Linked DNA regions of Homo sapiens: all the other regions are linked to region 1. A link is a contact called in ENCODE Hi-C or POLR2A ChIA-PET data. All regions are on one chromosome and are shown on one strand. The core of a region is the stretch at or near the end of the contact, and the rest is flanking DNA. Distances in the headings are between cores, read along the strand shown.

Region 1 (3,028 bases), core at 249-2,748:
GCCTAGCAAAATACTAACTAAAGAGTTAGGTGAGAATTAGAAATGTTCAGATGCTAAAGTAGTATAATAAACTAAAATTCCAAATATATATGAATATATAATTTTTTATATCTTGGTATATGGCATTTGTCTTAATTGTTTAGGAAACTACATATTGTACAGGAGTGAAGAAGTAAATGATGAAGTATTTTCTCATCATAGTTTACTAGATAAAAAATGTACTAATAAGCTAAATGTAATAGTAAGGGGCACATTTAAAATATAATTTCGTAGAGTCTTACTAAATACGTATCTTTCCAACAAGGCTTTAGGTTTTTGCATGTGTATTAGGATTTCTGAGTTTTGTGATTTGAAATTCATGATACATTTTGAGTGCCCTTTCAAATGGCAAATTGTTTCTGTGGAAAAATCAGACATTATGTACATTTCATTTTATATTTGGATGTGAGAAAAATAGCAGATAATTTGGGAGAATTCTAGTTGTTGCCTTAGTGTATGCATCAAATACTAAACAATTATTTTATCTCTCAGTTATACGTCTGGGCATGTTACAGTTTGTACTGTATGTACAAACAGGATATTGAACTTACATTGATGATACAGTGTTCTTTAAACGTGATTGTTAATCTTTACTGAAATTATGGGCAAACTATTTCAAAGAAATGCGTTTTTAAACTCTTATTTTTAATTAAAATGAGAAAAACCTTGAAGGAGTTCATTTATGAATAAAATATGTAATTGTGCAGTCTCCTGAAAGAATGAACTCTTAGTTTATTTTTCAAATTTTATTAAAATGTTTCTTTACTTGTTGCTTGTTGGCATTTTAAAATTAAAAAGTAATAAAGCAGCATTATTATATTTCTGATTATCTATCAAGAGAGTGAAAGGGAAACCAAAGTATATTGACACAACCCAGGTTTTCCCCTAAAAAAAACTAACTTCAAATTGAAAAAATATATTGCCCATATTTAATATTTCTTATTAGGACTTACTTGGAGTCGCATAATTTTTTTGAGACAATATATTGGAGGAAATTTGTCTTATAAAATGGAGAGATGTAGAACATTGTGGGCAGTTATAGGATAGTCTTTCTCTCTTGTTGCTTCCCAGAAGTTAGAAAACAGATTTTAAATTAATAGTGTTGAGTACACGAATCTCTGGAGTATAATAACTTAGAAAAATGTTGGAAAATGATAAAGTCGAAGGGGAAGATTAATTGAAGTTAAGTGTCCCCTTTTCAAATGGGAAGCATTTGACACTATGAGGAGTGCTCTAGAGATTAACAAATGTTTCTCTGTCAAGGATAATTTTCTGAGCAGTTGAGGTTGTTTGTGTGATAAGGGAAGGCGGCTAGATAGCGTAACTATAGGTGTTTGAGAAAATTTCCGAAGTTACTTTCAGATTGAAAGGGTGAAAGTAGGTGCAACAATTGGCCGTTGGGAGGGGAAAGGGTGCAGGGCTCGCCAGCCCGGCGCCACTACAGGGTTAACCGCGGCGGCGCCCGGTGCACACTGGGAGTTGTAGGCCGCGGGCATTGTGGGAGTTGTCGTAAAAGCCTGCTTTCTTGCCGTGATGGCCGCCGCCGAGGCAGGGAGTTGAGGGTTTCTGCCTTTCGGAGGGTTTGGGGGGCTGTCGGTCCCGTTAGAAGGCCACCAACAGCCCCCCAGGTTGCCAAGGGCCTGTTAGTTGTGTTCCTGGAAGGTGGGCAAGCAGCCTGATGGGTTAACATTGGGATTTGCCGTCGTTATAGCGGTCAAGGGGCCTGTAGCGGCTGCAGGGTCGGTGAGGGTTCCCAGCCGGCCGGACCTTGGTCGTCTGGCATTCTGCCTTTGAAATATCTGGGTGGCCGGCGCCTAGGCATATGGGGTTGTGCTTTCTGTGTTGTGGTTTGTAGCTTGCATCCTCCACTGTTCTTAGCGCATTTGGCTCTGTCCATATGGCTGTTGGTACTCATGGCCCTATTTGGGGTTGGACTGGGCTCTTTTTCTTGGGTCTGGTGGGATTTAAGCAAGAACTGGAATTTTGTAAGATGTACAGCAGTGTCCTGGGTGTTGTCTGTCTGGTGTGGGGTGTGAGCAGTTGCAGGAGTTATGAACGTGTCCATGATCGTGTGGTTGGCTTTCCCTTGCATGTGGTGAACTTTCCCCTCGTTTGCTAATGCTGAAAGGCAGTGTCAGGCAGTTCCTACTTGTGAAATGCCTTCTTATTAACTTGGATGTGTTCCTAAATCTTGGGAGCTTTGCAATTGCTTGTAGAAAGATATGTGTGCAAAACTGAATTTAAAACGAGCACCAGGGTTGCAGGTACCTTTAGTTCTAGGGAGCCAGCTCCCCCAGGCTTCCCTGGTGCTGTGAAGTTGTTTGAGTTTATTTATGGAAATTAGGTTTGCTTTGAGCTGTGTTACCTTACTCTTGGCTCAGAGTTTCTCTGCATGTTGGGACCCTGATCTTTGATATTGGGTACTGTTTCAACATTTGAGGCTAAATGAAGCACCGTGTACTGATGTGTAATGTCGTGTATCACAATCTCAGGATAACACTAGATAGCCAAGAATGGCAGTACCTGTTTTGTCTGTCTACACGAATTGGACCTCATTGTTTCTGCCACAATGTACTGCTCCATAAATTCCGCCTTATTTCCATGGTATTGTCTGTAAGTTTTGAAATCTAACTGGTCATGAAAAGCCATTTTTCAGGCAGTATTTAAAAGCTTTTTCCCACAAGTAGAACTGGTATCTAAAACATTTTTTCATTCAAGTTTGGTAAGGTGGGAGATTTGAAATAAGGTACAACAGTGGTTTTGGAAATCAGCTATCAAGTTTTAGTTTTAGGGGCCACCACGTGACAGAAATGATTTATAGAGAGAGTAAAAATTGTATTCCATTTCTCTTGGTATTTTAGTGCATATAAAAACTAAATAAACCACTTTCATATATCATTAAAAAGCCCTTTGTGTCTTGTGATGAATGAGGTTTTTATAACTCCCCTATTGTCTGGGTTTGCTTAGAATATAGTAATGGGGCCGGGCA
Region 2 (3,028 bases), core at 303-2,802, 450 kb after region 1:
TAAATTTGGATACAGTTCCAGTGGTGATTGTCACTGCTCTCCACCCATCCAGTTCTCAAATGGGGTGGGTGTGTGCTACATTTTGTATCATTTGCAGGGGGGATTTGATTTGGAAAGCAGAGCAATGCCCCCTTGGATGTGGGGAAGCAGAACATGAGTGTCCCATCCCCAGAATGTCCTCATCCCAATCTCCCTAGATCTGTGACAAGCAGGCATTAACTCACAAAAATATCCCTGGAATCGAGGTTGCTGCCGGAAGCCTCTGTAGGTATCTAGTCTCAGAATCATCACTTTGAATATTTAAGCTATCAGTGACAACTTCCACCAGATGGCGCCAAAGTACATCTGGGACCAGAAGGGATTTGGATCCTGTAGCCAGACCCACAACTCTACCAAACCAACATCGCAGGCCCAGGGGTCATTTCATTAACCTCTCAATAACATCGCTCTGAATTTTAATTTAATTTTTTAGTTTCCACTTACTGCTTTATGACAGCGGTTTTAGTGTGCATGGATAGGGCTAAATCATGTAAATAATAGAGAAAGATACAAAACAAAAATGCGTTTTTTTTTTTTTTTTTTGGAGACAGGGTCTTGCTCTATCACCCAGGCTGGAGTGCAGTGGCACGACCACGGCCCACTGCAGCCTTGACCTCCTGGGCTCAAGCAATCTTCCTGCCTCTGCCTCCTAAGTAGTTGGGACTACAAGCGTGTGCTACGATGCCTAGTTAACTTTTTATTTTTTGTAGAGATGGGGTCTTGCTCTGCTGCCCAGGCTGGTCTCAAACTCTTGGGCTCAAGCGATCCTCTCGTTTAGGCCTCCCCAAATGCTGGAATTACAGGCGTGAGCCACCTTTCCTCGCCATAAATGCTTCCATTTCCGCCTCGACAACTACTCCACCTGAAGCTGTTCATTTCTTCTTGCATTCCTTCCAGAAAAAAGTTATACACATGCCTGAATATAAGCACCTACTTTATATATTTCTCCCTCTTGTTTTTGCATATGCATAGTTTACCTAAAAGTGACTTGCCCGCTGTTTTGGACTACGCTTTGATCTTAACTAATATCTTGGAGATATTTCCTTACCCAAATATATTGCACTATCTCACATTACTCAAATCAATCAAATTCCATAATTTATTTCGATTGTGTCTAGCATTTCGCTATGATTAGAAAGAATGCTGTCATGGAACTTTTTGACAAACATTGTTGAGAATATCCATAGGGCAAACTCCGTACAGAGAGCTTGTTGGAATGAAGGGTACCAGCATTTTCCGTTTGATGGATAGTACCAAATTGCCCTCCAGGAATGTTATACGCTCACCAGAACTGATTATAATAAAACGTCTACATATTTGTTAGTTTTATAAGCAACGCGTGGTGTCTCGTTTGGGTTTAAGGATTCTTTAATTATGAATGAGGCTGTCTGAGCATTTCACTGCGGAGCCTGAGCGCGCCTGCCTGGGAAAACACTGCAGCGGTGCTCGGACTCCTCCTGTCCAGCAGGAGGCGCGGCCCGGCAGCTCCCGCATGCGCAGTGCGCTCGGTGTCAGACGGCCCGGATCCCGGTTACCGGCCCCTCGCTCGCTGCTCGCCAGCCCAGACTCGGCCCTGGCAGTGGCGGCTGGCGATTCGGACCGATCCGACCTGGGCGGAGGTGGCCCGCGCCCCGCGGCATGAGCCGGTGACCAAGCTCGGGGCCGAGCGGGAGGCAGCCGTGGCCGAGGTAAGCGCGGCTCTCCAGGGCGGCGGCCGGGCGGGCGCTGAAGCGAGGGCTCGGGCCTCCGGGGGCCGCTGCTGGGTCGGGACAAGGGCCGAGGGAGCGCGGCCGCGCGGAGGCTCCGTGGAGGCCCGTGGGCTGCGAGAGGCCACCCCCAGCCCCGCCGGGGCTGTGACAATGACTGCCCGCTTTTGGAGCGCTCCGATTTCCACTCCTGCTTCTCCTTCTCCTCCGGCGGCGGCCGCGCTTTCAGCATCTTGGTACCCACCTGTTCTCCTAGCCAACCTTCGCCCCCAGTCCGCTCCTTCCTTTCCTCCTGCGACCCGCCCTCCGCCCTCCGCCGTGACCCCTCCCTTCCTGCTGCCACCTTCCCGCCAGCCACAGGGATCTGATTCCTCCCAGGGGGATGTCCTGCGCCTCAGGGTCCGGTGGTGGCCTGCGGCATCCCTTGCGGTGCCAGAAGCCGTGGGACGAGGTAGGGAAGGGGCCAGGGGCATGTTATGCCGGGGACTGGGTGGTCGGGGGCGTGTTAGGCCGGGGACTGGGTGACCGGGAACTAGATGGCCGGGGGCGTGTTAGGCCGGGGACTGGGTGGCCGGGGTCATGTTGGGCCAGGCACTAGGTGGCTGGGGGCGTGTTAGGCAGGGGACTGGGTGGCCGGGGGCCTGTCAGGACGGGGCAGGAGTATGTTAGACTGCGGACTAGATTGCTGGTGGCATGTTAGGCCAGGGACTAGGTGGCCCGGGGGTGTGTCGGGCCGGGGCCAGGGGCATGTTAGTCTCGGGACTAGGTGGCCAGAAGCACACTGGCTCTGGGCTTCAACTTGAAGTCCAGAGGTGTTTGGGGCTTTGTTACATTCGGTGGGAACCAGATCTAAACACACAATTTTGAGAATCAAAGAATTGCTTGGTGTTACTGATTGGGCAATGCTAATCTAGAAAGGTTCTTGACTTATTTATGTGAAGATATGGTCTTGAAATATGTACATTTAAATTCTTGTAAGTCTTAACTTCTTGTAAGTCAGGTAAGTGCTCTATGTACTTTAACTGGACTTAGTTTGTAACTTTCAGAACTCAAAGGCTATTCACTGTAATAAAATAGATGATTCAGTTTCCATCATTCACTTTCCCCGACTTCCTGGTTGCATGTGAGGGTATGAATGGATAATCAGTTTTGGGGCCAGACTGCCATGCTGTGAATCCTAGCTTTGGCATTTCCAGTTGTGTAATATTGGGCCAGGTACTTAAACTTTCTGTTGTACTATCCCCATCTGTAAAATGAGGGTAATAATAGCTTGGCTTATAGTG
Region 3 (3,028 bases), core at 229-2,728, 420 kb after region 1:
TTTTGGCTGAGTGCAGTGGCTCACGCCTGCCATCCCAGCACTTGGGAGGCCGAGGCGGGCAGATCACGAGGTCAGGAGTTCAAGACCAGTCGGGACAATATGGTGAAACTCCATCTCTACTAAAAATACAAAAATTAGCCAGGCGTGGTGGTGCGTGCCTGTAGTCCCAGCTACTGGGGAGGCTGAGACAAAAGAATTGCTTGAACCCGGGAGGCGGAGGTTGCAGTGAGCAGAGATTGTGCCACTGCACTCCAGCCTGGATGACAGAGCGAGACTCCGTCTCAAAAAAACAAAAAAACATAAAAACCTTTTTTTGGTAGAGACACGGTCTCTCTATGTTGCCCAGGCTGGTTTCAAACTCCTGGGTTCAAGGGATGCTCCCACCTTGTCCTCTCAAAGTGTTGGCATTACAGGCGTGGGCCGCCACACCTAGCCAGAGTTCAACAAATATTGCAGGCACGTGTGGGAGACCAGGACATGCCTCCCCAAAACATGAAGGATTGTGCTAAAGACAAGCAGCAGCACATTCAGGAAAGCTCTCTACCCTGGCCCTATTTGCCTAAAAGTAGGACACAGGTTTACAAAGACAAAAGGTATCCTGTCCCTCTGTCTACCTAGGAGAACAAAGACAACTTTAGACCCCTATGGCCTGGAGATGGTACCAGAGGAATTTACATTAACAAGCTTGACTAACTGGCCTTTGTCTTTTTTTTTTTTTTTTTTTTTTGCCTTCTCACAAGTTGCCTCCTGGAGAGACTCAAAGCCCTATTTCTTTGTCTTGTAACTTAAAAAAATTACTGTTCTTTGTTGAAGATGCTATAAAAACTGGAATTCAAAGTCACCTCTTCCAGAACGACTCATTCCCTCCAGATTTCTCATGTATAAATGAAATACACATGTCAGTAAATTTCTGTCTGTTTTTCTCTTGTTAATTTGTCTTTTGTAACAGGAGTCTCCCCCAACTAAGAACCTATGAGGGCTACAGAAAATCCCCTACAAATGAAAGGGGCAGAAATGACAAACTGCGATGAAAGGCCATAAGGATGCTCACACCCGAATCTAAAAAGCCCTTTGTGTGGGCCGCAGCCAAGCATACTTTGGCAAGAAATTTCTGTGGCTCTAACCTCCTTTGAAAACTGGAGAACCAAGGCCAGGAGGCAGAAGGAGGTGGCAGACCCGGCCCGGCGGCGGCCCAGCACGCGCAGGCCACCCAGAGTGGAGGTGGGAAACGGCATTACGCCCCTTTCCCTTTTCCTGGTCCCGCGGTGCTACCTCGTGTGCCACCCTTAAAGCGTAGTCCCCGCCGAGACCGCCCCCGCCTGAGTGGCAAGGGGACGAACTGCGCCCTGAACAGGCCTGGAAGCCCAACCCGGTGCGGACCGCCCTCAGTCTCCTAGTCCGGGCGCGCTGAGCGCAGGGGGGCGCTGTCCTCACCCACGCGTAAGTCGCCGCAGGGCGTTTCCGGGCGGAGAAAACCTACACGTGATGGGCGCCCACCGAGTGCCAGCACCGCCTCCTCCAGCTCCGCCAAGTAGGTGGGATCCACTACTTTGCAGAGGAGGAAGCCGTTCAGGCCTCCCTCTGTGCACTTTGCAAAAGCCTCTGCCCTTCCATCTCGAATCCCTTGGCGCCGATCACACTTCCTCTGCCTGGAAACCTGGAGCCGTCTCTCGCGAGACGTCCTCCGCCCTGTAGAAGGCCGTTTCGGTTCTTCGTGCGCGGTAGCCGCCCCACTTGCGGGATTCCAAGGCCTCATCGAGTGCGGGTATCTGGCTGTGGATTCGCCGCCGTCCTGCTGGACGCCTGGAGGCTCGAACCCCGCCGCCCCCCTACCCCAGGCTTTACTCCCACCCCGGCTTCCGCCCACTGTGCTGCCCTTCCTCGGACCTGGGCTGTCGGGAGAGCTGGAGGTGAGCGCTCTTGGGAGAGCCCAGCCAATTTAAAGAGTACCCCTGAGAAGACTTTGCGGAGGAAAATTTAACTGCGGGTACCCGCTGAGTTTATGGTGCGCCCAGTGTTACCAGAGCTTGTGTTGTGCATCAGGACTGGGAAAATTGGCAAGGAGTTACGCTATAATGACTCATATTTTATTGAACTTTGGTCATCAGCCAGGATTTGTTCTAAGTACTTTATTGTCACTAACATATATATTTATGTCTTCACGGCCACCCCGAGGTGGTTACTGTTATATCCACTGTGCAGATGAGGAAACTAAACTGGCTTAGAGAAGTGAAGGAGTTCACACCCGCGGGCAGGAGTAGACCACCCTCTCCTTGGTGTCCACACCTCGTTTCTTCAGGACTGAAGAGGCAGGCCCTGGAGCTCTGCCTGGGTTGCCTGCACTTGTGGAGGTTCCCATTCCTCCCTTCCCTCAGTTCCTACCCGCCATCTGCCTCAGAACACCACATAATCTCATCCTACCCTTTACACCACAAGACCCCCAGGACTCCCAGGCAATACTCTGCTTTAACTCAGGAAATTTTAACCTGGCATTTGGTAATTGAGGTGAGCAAGGGTGGAAAAAGAATGTTGATGACCCCTTAGGCTGGAGAGTGAAAAACTTTTGCAGAAGTAGAACACGCTAAAGCAGCAATACATTAAAGTCACGTCAATGTGGCAAGTGCAGTCCCTGGCACGTACTAGGTCCTTAACAGATTTTTCTTGTTGAAGTCGTTGCACATATGGTTACAGCTAAGGGACACAGGAAGTGATGAGTGCATAAACCTAAAGGAAGGGGCAGATAAGAGAAAGGGGACTCCCATGACTCCAACTCCTTTCTGATGCTTGGTGCTATGGAAATCCCTTGAGCAGGCCTGTGCGTTTTGTCTTTTTGCAGATGTTCACCCTTCCTCAAAAGGACTTCAGGGCTCCCACCACCTGTCTGGGCCCCACCTGCATGCAGGACCTGGGCAGTAGCCATGGGGAAGATCTGGAAGGAGAATGCTCCAGAAAACTGGACCAGAAGCTGCCAGAGCTCCGTGGAGTGGGTGATCCTGCCATGATCTCCTCTGATACCTCCTACCTGTCC
Region 4 (3,028 bases), core at 157-2,656, 390 kb after region 1:
AAGTGGTTTGAGCCAGACTGTTCCCCAGGGGGCAACCAGGTAGCAACCAACTGGGTAACTGGCCTTCGGCCCCCGCTGGAGGAAAGTGGGCAAGAGCCATTAGGACCCCGACATGGTGACCTTCCTCCTCCCCAGGATCCCCATTCCAGGTCACCTCATACAACCTAGAGACCAGGCCAGACCTAAAGGAATTGTTAGGGTCCTGTCACTGTGGCCCAGGAATCTGTGAAGAGAATACTCTGGGCCTGGATTCAGACAGGTCTGCAGTCAGGCCCAAGCAAGTAGCATGAACTTGGACAAGATTGAGGAACCTCGCTGGGCCTCAGTTTTGTTACCTATAAAATGGGGCCAAGGACACGTTCCTCATTGAATTGTTGGGAGGCCCGTTATATGGAACCCAGGGCCCAGTATTACAGATTCCCAGGTTCTATGCCAGGTGCTGTGGTGCACACCTGCAATCCCAGCACTTTAGGAGGCCAAGGTAGGTGGATCACTTGAGGCCAGGAGTTTGAGACCAGCCTGGCCAACATGGCAAAACCCTGTCTCTACAAAAAATACAAAAATTACCCATGTGTGGTGGTGCACACATGTAATCCCAGCTACTTGGGAGGCTGAGGCAGGAGCATCGCTTGAACCCTGGGGGCAAAGGATGCAGTGAGTCAAGATCGCCCCACTGCACTCCAGCCTGGGTGACAGAGCAAGACACCAGCTCAAAAAAAAAAAAAAAAAAAGATTCCCAGGTTCTGGCATGGACGGGCCAGGGTCTTGCCAGGTAGGTTCCTCTACCTCTCTCTGGACCACAGTTTCCTTGATGGGTTGGGGACCTTTTGCAGTCTCTTCCCACTGGCTGCACCTCTGTGCCTTCCAGGCTGCTGTCTCCAAAGTGAGTTTGTATGAGGCCAGTGACCACTTAGAAGCCCAGAGAACTGAAGTCAAGGGAGAAAAGGTTATGCAATCTGGAGGGATGGGGAGAGCTGAGGGCAGCTGGGTCAGTGTCCCTGGAAGAGGAATTCTCCTCCTTTCCCCATCTCCCACTGCCTACCTCCACCTTTCCCCAACCTTGGAACCTACAGGCCTTCTAAATTAGGCCATGCCAGATGTTGTACTTGGAATTTGTTTGCTTTTGGAGCAGAGATGCCAAAGGGGTGGTAGCAGGAACAGTCGTATTTGCCAATTCTGGATTCTAATCCTATCACTAGATTCTGGTTGTGACAGTGACCAAGGTACCCAACCTCTCTGAGCCCTGAGTCCTGTCTGTAAAACAGAAATACTAAGAGATCCCAAGAGCCACCAGCGGTTGCAGTGGGTCAGAAAAGAGATGCAATTGCCTGCTCCCAGCCTTTCTGAGGTCACGCACGCGCGGATGGCGCACTGGCTGCTCCTTGTCTGGCCTCTTCTATACTCCTCTCACCCGCTGCTTCTCTGAGTCTGCAGTGCTGGCTGGCCTGAGTTTTCTGCACTAGGCAAGAAAATAAGGGTTTAGCGACCCCTCTTGGCAAATCCGTGTTACAGCTGCTGTAGTCAGGGTGCCCGCAGCAGAGAGGCTCCCAGGCTGTGGAAGGTGAAGTTTTTCCACTGGGTAAATCTTCACTCTACTGTCAACATTCACAAGGTGCCTGCAACTGATTGATTTCTTCATTCTTGTCTTCAGTCATTGAAAGATTAGTTAGAAATGAATATTCAACAAATATTAACTAAAAACTCCCTGTGTGCCTTGGAACTATGGTAGAACGTGAATAGTGTACAGACCAGAAGGGGGCCCAGACCTTAGAAAATTGCATTATGGTATTCATCCATCCATGCATCCATCCATCCATCCATCCATCCATCCATCCATCCACTTGGTCATTCATTTATTCATTCACAGACATTATTGAGCTCTTCCATGGGCCAACCACCCTTCTTTGCGTTTGAGAAATATCAGTAAACAAAGCAATTGAAGACCTCTGCCCTCATGGAGTTTACCTTCTAGAGAAGGGGACTGAAAATAAACGATGCATGTAATAAATGAGTACATTATATAGTATGCTTGAAGGGGAAAAGTGCTATAAAAATGAAAGGTGGGATGGAGGAGGGGGAACTGCAGTGTGGTGAGCATGAGGAGCGGGTTGTAGAATTAAATAGGTGGTCATAGCAGGACTCTGGGAGAAGGTGAGCTTTGAGCAAAGCCTTGAAGGAGATGAGGGAGTGAGCCAAGCAGGTATCTGAGGACAGAGTAGCCCAGACGCTGGATTCATGTTAGAGCCAAGACTCTAAAGCACTGCCTACCTGTTGTGTTTTATACAGAGGGCATGAACAAAGTATGTGGGAACATAGGCATGGGTCCCTTTATCTGCCTGAGGAGTTAAGGAGGAAGGCTCCTTGGAGGAGGTGATAAAAGAGCTTAGACTTGAAGTATAAGCAGGAATGCGCAGAGTGGGCAAGCCTCTGACAGGGCTTTCCAGTGGAGAGGCAGCATGTGCAAAGGCCCGGGGGAACAAGAAATCCTGGTGTGCTGGGAGAGTTAAGGAGGCTCAATGATTTGGGTTGTTAGAGGGTAGAGTTAGAGGGTAGAGTGAGGGGGAGAGGAATGCAAAGGATGAGAGTAGGGAGCTAGATGTGACTGATTATTCCAAAGCTCTATTTGCCACACTGAAGAGCTTGCAAATGATGGCTACAGGGCTGAAATCAACGGGCAAAATGACTTTGCTTGGCTGGCCTTACTTTTTAAAAAATTTTGAATGCCTATTGGAGGAATAGGCAGGCTTCCATTAGCCTATGTCCTCCCCAACCTCTCCCTTTTCCTTAAGTCAGCATTGTACTTGTGTCGCCACTGTGTCCCTGAAGGTATTTGAATTTGCAGTCTCTGTAAGGTGAAGGGGAACTGTCAAAGGATCTTGAGCACAGGAAATAGGGGATCAGACTTTTCCATTGGAAAGTTTATTCTGGGGCTCCTTCAAGTCAGGGGATTTATTTCTTCATTTTGATGCTCCCAGGGTCTAAGACAATACTTGGTATCTAATAGGTGCCCGGTGGATTGTTTTTAGTT
Region 5 (3,028 bases), core at 223-2,722, 300 kb after region 1:
AAATATCCAGGCTCTGAGCAGCCTTTCCTGGTCCCGTGCTCTAAGCATCTCACCACCTGCATCCCCAGCTCATCGCCCTACTTTATTTCACCACAAAACATGTTCTTCTTCGTGTGTGTATCATCTGTCTCTCCCCACAACACCCCACTCCCATTAGAATGTAACTTTCATGAGGGCCAGGACTGTACCTTTCTTGTTGGCTTCCATGCCTTTCCTGAGCAGGAAAGTAACTTCTCAGTAAATCTGTGTTGAGTGGATACGGAAAGGACGGAGGCCAAATCCCACTGACCCCCTCCTTTTTGGGTGGCCCTGTGAGCCCTGCTGGGTGCCTGTCAGTGCCCCACATCTCAAGCCCACTTGGCCATGGCCAGGCTCACAGTTTCCTCTTGGGAGTCCCAGGACATAGGGCAGGGACTGCCCTGTGGACCTGCTCTTAGAGACCTTGGGAACACTGGTGAGATTTAGCTCAGGGTACTCACCCTCAGCAGGGGGCTGTCAGAGCATGGACTCTGGAGTCAGCCCATCTGTTTCCATCAGATACTAGTGGACCAGTTACTTATCCCCTCTGTGCCTGGTTTTCCCATATGTAAAAATGAGAGAATACCAATTACCTCATAGGGCTGCTGCTGTGAAGATTAAACAGGATAATATACGTAAAACAGAGCTCATGGTTGGCTTGGAGTAAAGCTCTCCAGATGGTAGCTATTATTGTTGTTGTTGTTGTTAGTGCCATATCCAAGTGTCACTCTTCAGAGCATGAATGGGGGTGCCCGAGGGACTTGGGTGGGGGAGTGAGGAGACAAACATAAAGAAGACATCTAGGGAAGGGAAGAACCGGAATGGAATAATCGAGATGTGTTTGCATTCGTGCGTGTGTGTGTGTGTGTGTGTGTGTGTGTGTGTGTGTGTGTGCGCGCGCGCGCCTGCGGAGGGGGGTGGCAAGGATCCAGAAGGGGAGCCCACCCCTTCTTCCGAGCTCAGCTCTGGGGAGCCGGGCGCTCAGGCTCGCCAGGCTGCAAAGAGAGCTGAGAGCTGCCTCGCGCCCCGCGCAGAACCGGCGGTGGAATAACCAGCGCCTCAAGTGTGTGCATCTGGGACCAGGGGGCGGGGGAGGGGGACCTGCGGCCCCGCGGCCAACCCGGTTGGTGCAGACTTGGGGATCCCAGAAGGGACAGTGCCCGCCCAGTCGCGGCGATTGAGGGTCCCTGTCCGGGCGCAGCTCGGGCCAGCCGCGTGCTCCGGGGCCGCGGCTTCTCCCGGAACCCCCGCGGGCGGGGCCTGCCTTCCGGAGCCGGTTGGCGGGGGGCGGGCGGCGCCGGGGAAGGGGCCGTTACTTTCCCAGAGCGGCGGGGCGACGTCAGGCGGAAGGGCGCGGGGCGCGCACGCTTTAAATGGCATTCGCTGTCATCCGAGCTCAGAGCCGTGTGGGCAGCCGCGGGCTATATAAGCCGCGAGCCTGGCCGCCGCGGGGCAGACGGCGACAGCAGCGGCGGCGAGCGCCTCGGAGCGCGGCGGAACAGCGCCCCCCGAGCCCCGTGCCCCCCGACGGGTCCGCCCGCCCGCCCGCCCTCCCGAGGAGCGCCGGCCCGGGCCCGCGAGGGCCGCCGCCACCCCGCAGCAGATTTGGATCCCCCGCCCGGCGAGCCCCCGGCTGCTGCCTCCCGGGGGGCCCCGGCGCAGCGGCCGCCCTCGGAGAGCCCCGGCGCCCCGCCGCCCGGCCCCGCAGACGCCGGAGGCGCCATGGCCGCCAAGCCCGGCGAGCTGATGGGCATCTGCTCCAGTTACCAGGCGGTGATGCCGCACTTCGTGTGCCTGGCCGACGAGTTCCCGCAGCCCGTGCGGCCCGCCAAGCTGCCCAAGGGCCGGGGCCGGCTGCGGCGGCCGCGCCAGTCTCGCTTCAAGACGCAGCCGGTGACCTTCGACGAGATCCAGGAGGTGGAGGAGGAGGGGGTGTCCCCCATGGAGGAGGAGAAGGCCAAGAAGTCGTTCCTGCAGAGCCTGGAGTGCCTGCGCCGCAGCACGCAGAGCCTGTCGCTGCAGCGGGAGCAGCTCAGCAGCTGCAAACTGAGGAACAGCCTGGACTCCAGCGACTCCGACTCGGCCCTGTAAGGGGCGCCGCCCGCGGGGGGGACGCGCGCGTCCGCGGTCCGCGCGGGGACCGGCGTGTGAACCCCGAGAGTGCCCGCGCCCTGCTCCCGGGGGACCCGCAAGGACCCGGGACCGCCGCTCCTCGCGCGCTCGGACTCCCGCCCCGCTGCGAACCGGTCGGTGCGCCCCTCGCCGCGCTCGCCCTGGCCCGGGAGCGCCGGGAGCGGGGCCGCTTTCCTCGTCCTTGTAAATGTTTATTTTTTAACTCTTCCCAGTGCGAACTCTGCTGTGAGTGTGTGCGGGGAGGCGCGCCCGCGCTGAGTCGGCGGCGGGTAGCCACTCCATGCCCTTGTCCGATGGTTTGCAACTCCGATTTTGCACACCGCTCCACCGTGCCCCCCAGCGCACACCCATTCACACTCACGCCAACACTCTCGCTGAACACTTTTATAATTGTTAGGCGTGGCCGTTGGGACTTTGGGCGCAGCGCGGCTGCTACTGCGTCTGGAGGATTGATATTTATTTTTGCATTGCGATGGCTGAAGGCATTTATTTAACGATCTTTTTACCTGGATATGTCTGTGAGGCTCCTGAAAGGAGACAAATAAAGTCAATATATTTGCACAGTGCAGTTTTCCAGGCTCTTGACTTTTTGCACCTTCGGGGTCCAGGCTCCCAAGACTCGGGGAGGTGGGGGAGGAGGTGGCAGGGGGATGTCGGACCAGGGAGCCGGGAGTGGAGCTACCTCCACAAGCTTCGGTCACCGGAACGAGGTTGCGCCACCGGTGCGCGGGTCGGTTGCCTGCCTCCCCAAGTGGATCCACCCCCGGTCCAGTGTGCTCCTGCGTCCCTGGTCTATTCCCCATCGCCGGCATCCGGGCTGAAGTGAAGCCGCAGGAGGGGCGGAGGCAGAGCTGACGATGGAGAGCTCTCTCCTCCG

The links. Hi-C counts contacts between places; a loop is a spot of excess contacts on that map. ChIA-PET counts read pairs that join two places held with the same protein, here RNA polymerase II (POLR2A). Pooled maps may share reads with other maps.
Region 2: a map of naive thymus-derived CD4-positive, alpha-beta T cell shows a loop between it and region 1 (5-fold over the local background). The contact joins the promoter of EXT2 here to the enhancer-like site in region 1. A Hi-C loop is called at or near these places in 1 of 168 maps with a recorded cell type or tissue (naive thymus-derived CD4-positive, alpha-beta T cell) and 6 of 50 pooled maps. POLR2A ChIA-PET finds 5 or more read pairs at or near these places in 1 of 52 experiments (T-cell).
Region 3: a loop to region 1 is called in a map of CD8-positive, alpha-beta T cell, with 17 times the contacts of the local background. The contact joins the promoter of ACCS here to the enhancer-like site in region 1. A Hi-C loop is called at or near these places in 3 of 168 maps with a recorded cell type or tissue (CD4-positive, alpha-beta T cell, CD8-positive, alpha-beta T cell and naive thymus-derived CD4-positive, alpha-beta T cell), 1 of 37 single-sample maps with no recorded cell type and 14 of 50 pooled maps.
Region 4: a pooled map shows a loop between it and region 1 (3-fold over the local background). The contact joins two enhancer-like sites. A Hi-C loop is called at or near these places in 9 of 50 pooled maps.
Region 5: a loop to region 1 is called in a map of naive thymus-derived CD4-positive, alpha-beta T cell, with 5 times the contacts of the local background. The contact joins the promoter of C11orf96 here to the enhancer-like site in region 1. A Hi-C loop is called at or near these places in 1 of 168 maps with a recorded cell type or tissue (naive thymus-derived CD4-positive, alpha-beta T cell) and 8 of 50 pooled maps. POLR2A ChIA-PET finds 5 or more read pairs at or near these places in 1 of 52 experiments (activated naive CD8-positive, alpha-beta T cell).

Annotation. Positions count from the first base shown.
Region 1 is chr11:43,642,678-43,645,705 of GRCh38, forward strand. It overlaps a transcript of HSD17B12 not described here. Among named protein-coding and RNA genes, the nearest start is that of HSD17B12, 37 kb to the right of the region's middle. RefSeq lists an enhancer at 1,456-1,645. Within about 2 kb of position 1,499, at least 25 of the 41 ENCODE cell types and tissues checked have a DNase peak (open chromatin) inside an H3K27ac peak, as active enhancers do; they include CD8-positive, alpha-beta T cell, where a contact is called at or near this core.
Region 2 is chr11:44,094,126-44,097,153 of GRCh38, forward strand. EXT2 (exostosin glycosyltransferase 2) reads left to right here and starts at 1,553. Exons shown (of 14, transcript NM_207122.2): 1 at 1,553-1,727. RefSeq lists a silencer at 1,420-2,039 and an enhancer at 2,460-2,509.
Region 3 is chr11:44,064,792-44,067,819 of GRCh38, forward strand. ACCS (1-aminocyclopropane-1-carboxylate synthase homolog (inactive)) reads left to right here and starts at 1,479. Exons shown (of 15, transcript NM_032592.4): 1 at 1,479-1,910; 2 at 2,837-3,028. The coding sequence starts at 2,837. RefSeq lists enhancers at 1,119-1,248, 1,349-1,438, 1,459-1,648.
Region 4 is chr11:44,036,070-44,039,097 of GRCh38, forward strand. It overlaps a transcript of ACCSL not described here. Among named protein-coding and RNA genes, the nearest start is that of ACCSL, 10 kb to the right of the region's middle. Within about 2 kb of position 1,407, at least 5 of the 41 ENCODE cell types and tissues checked have a DNase peak (open chromatin) inside an H3K27ac peak, as active enhancers do.
Region 5 is chr11:43,941,165-43,944,192 of GRCh38, forward strand. C11orf96 (chromosome 11 open reading frame 96) reads left to right here and starts at 1,473. Exons shown (of 1, transcript NM_001145033.2): 1 at 1,473-2,714. The coding sequence starts at 1,741. The coding sequence ends at 2,109. It also overlaps a transcript of ACCSL not described here. RefSeq lists silencers at 1,061-1,190, 1,231-1,360 and enhancers at 2,100-2,929, 2,930-3,028.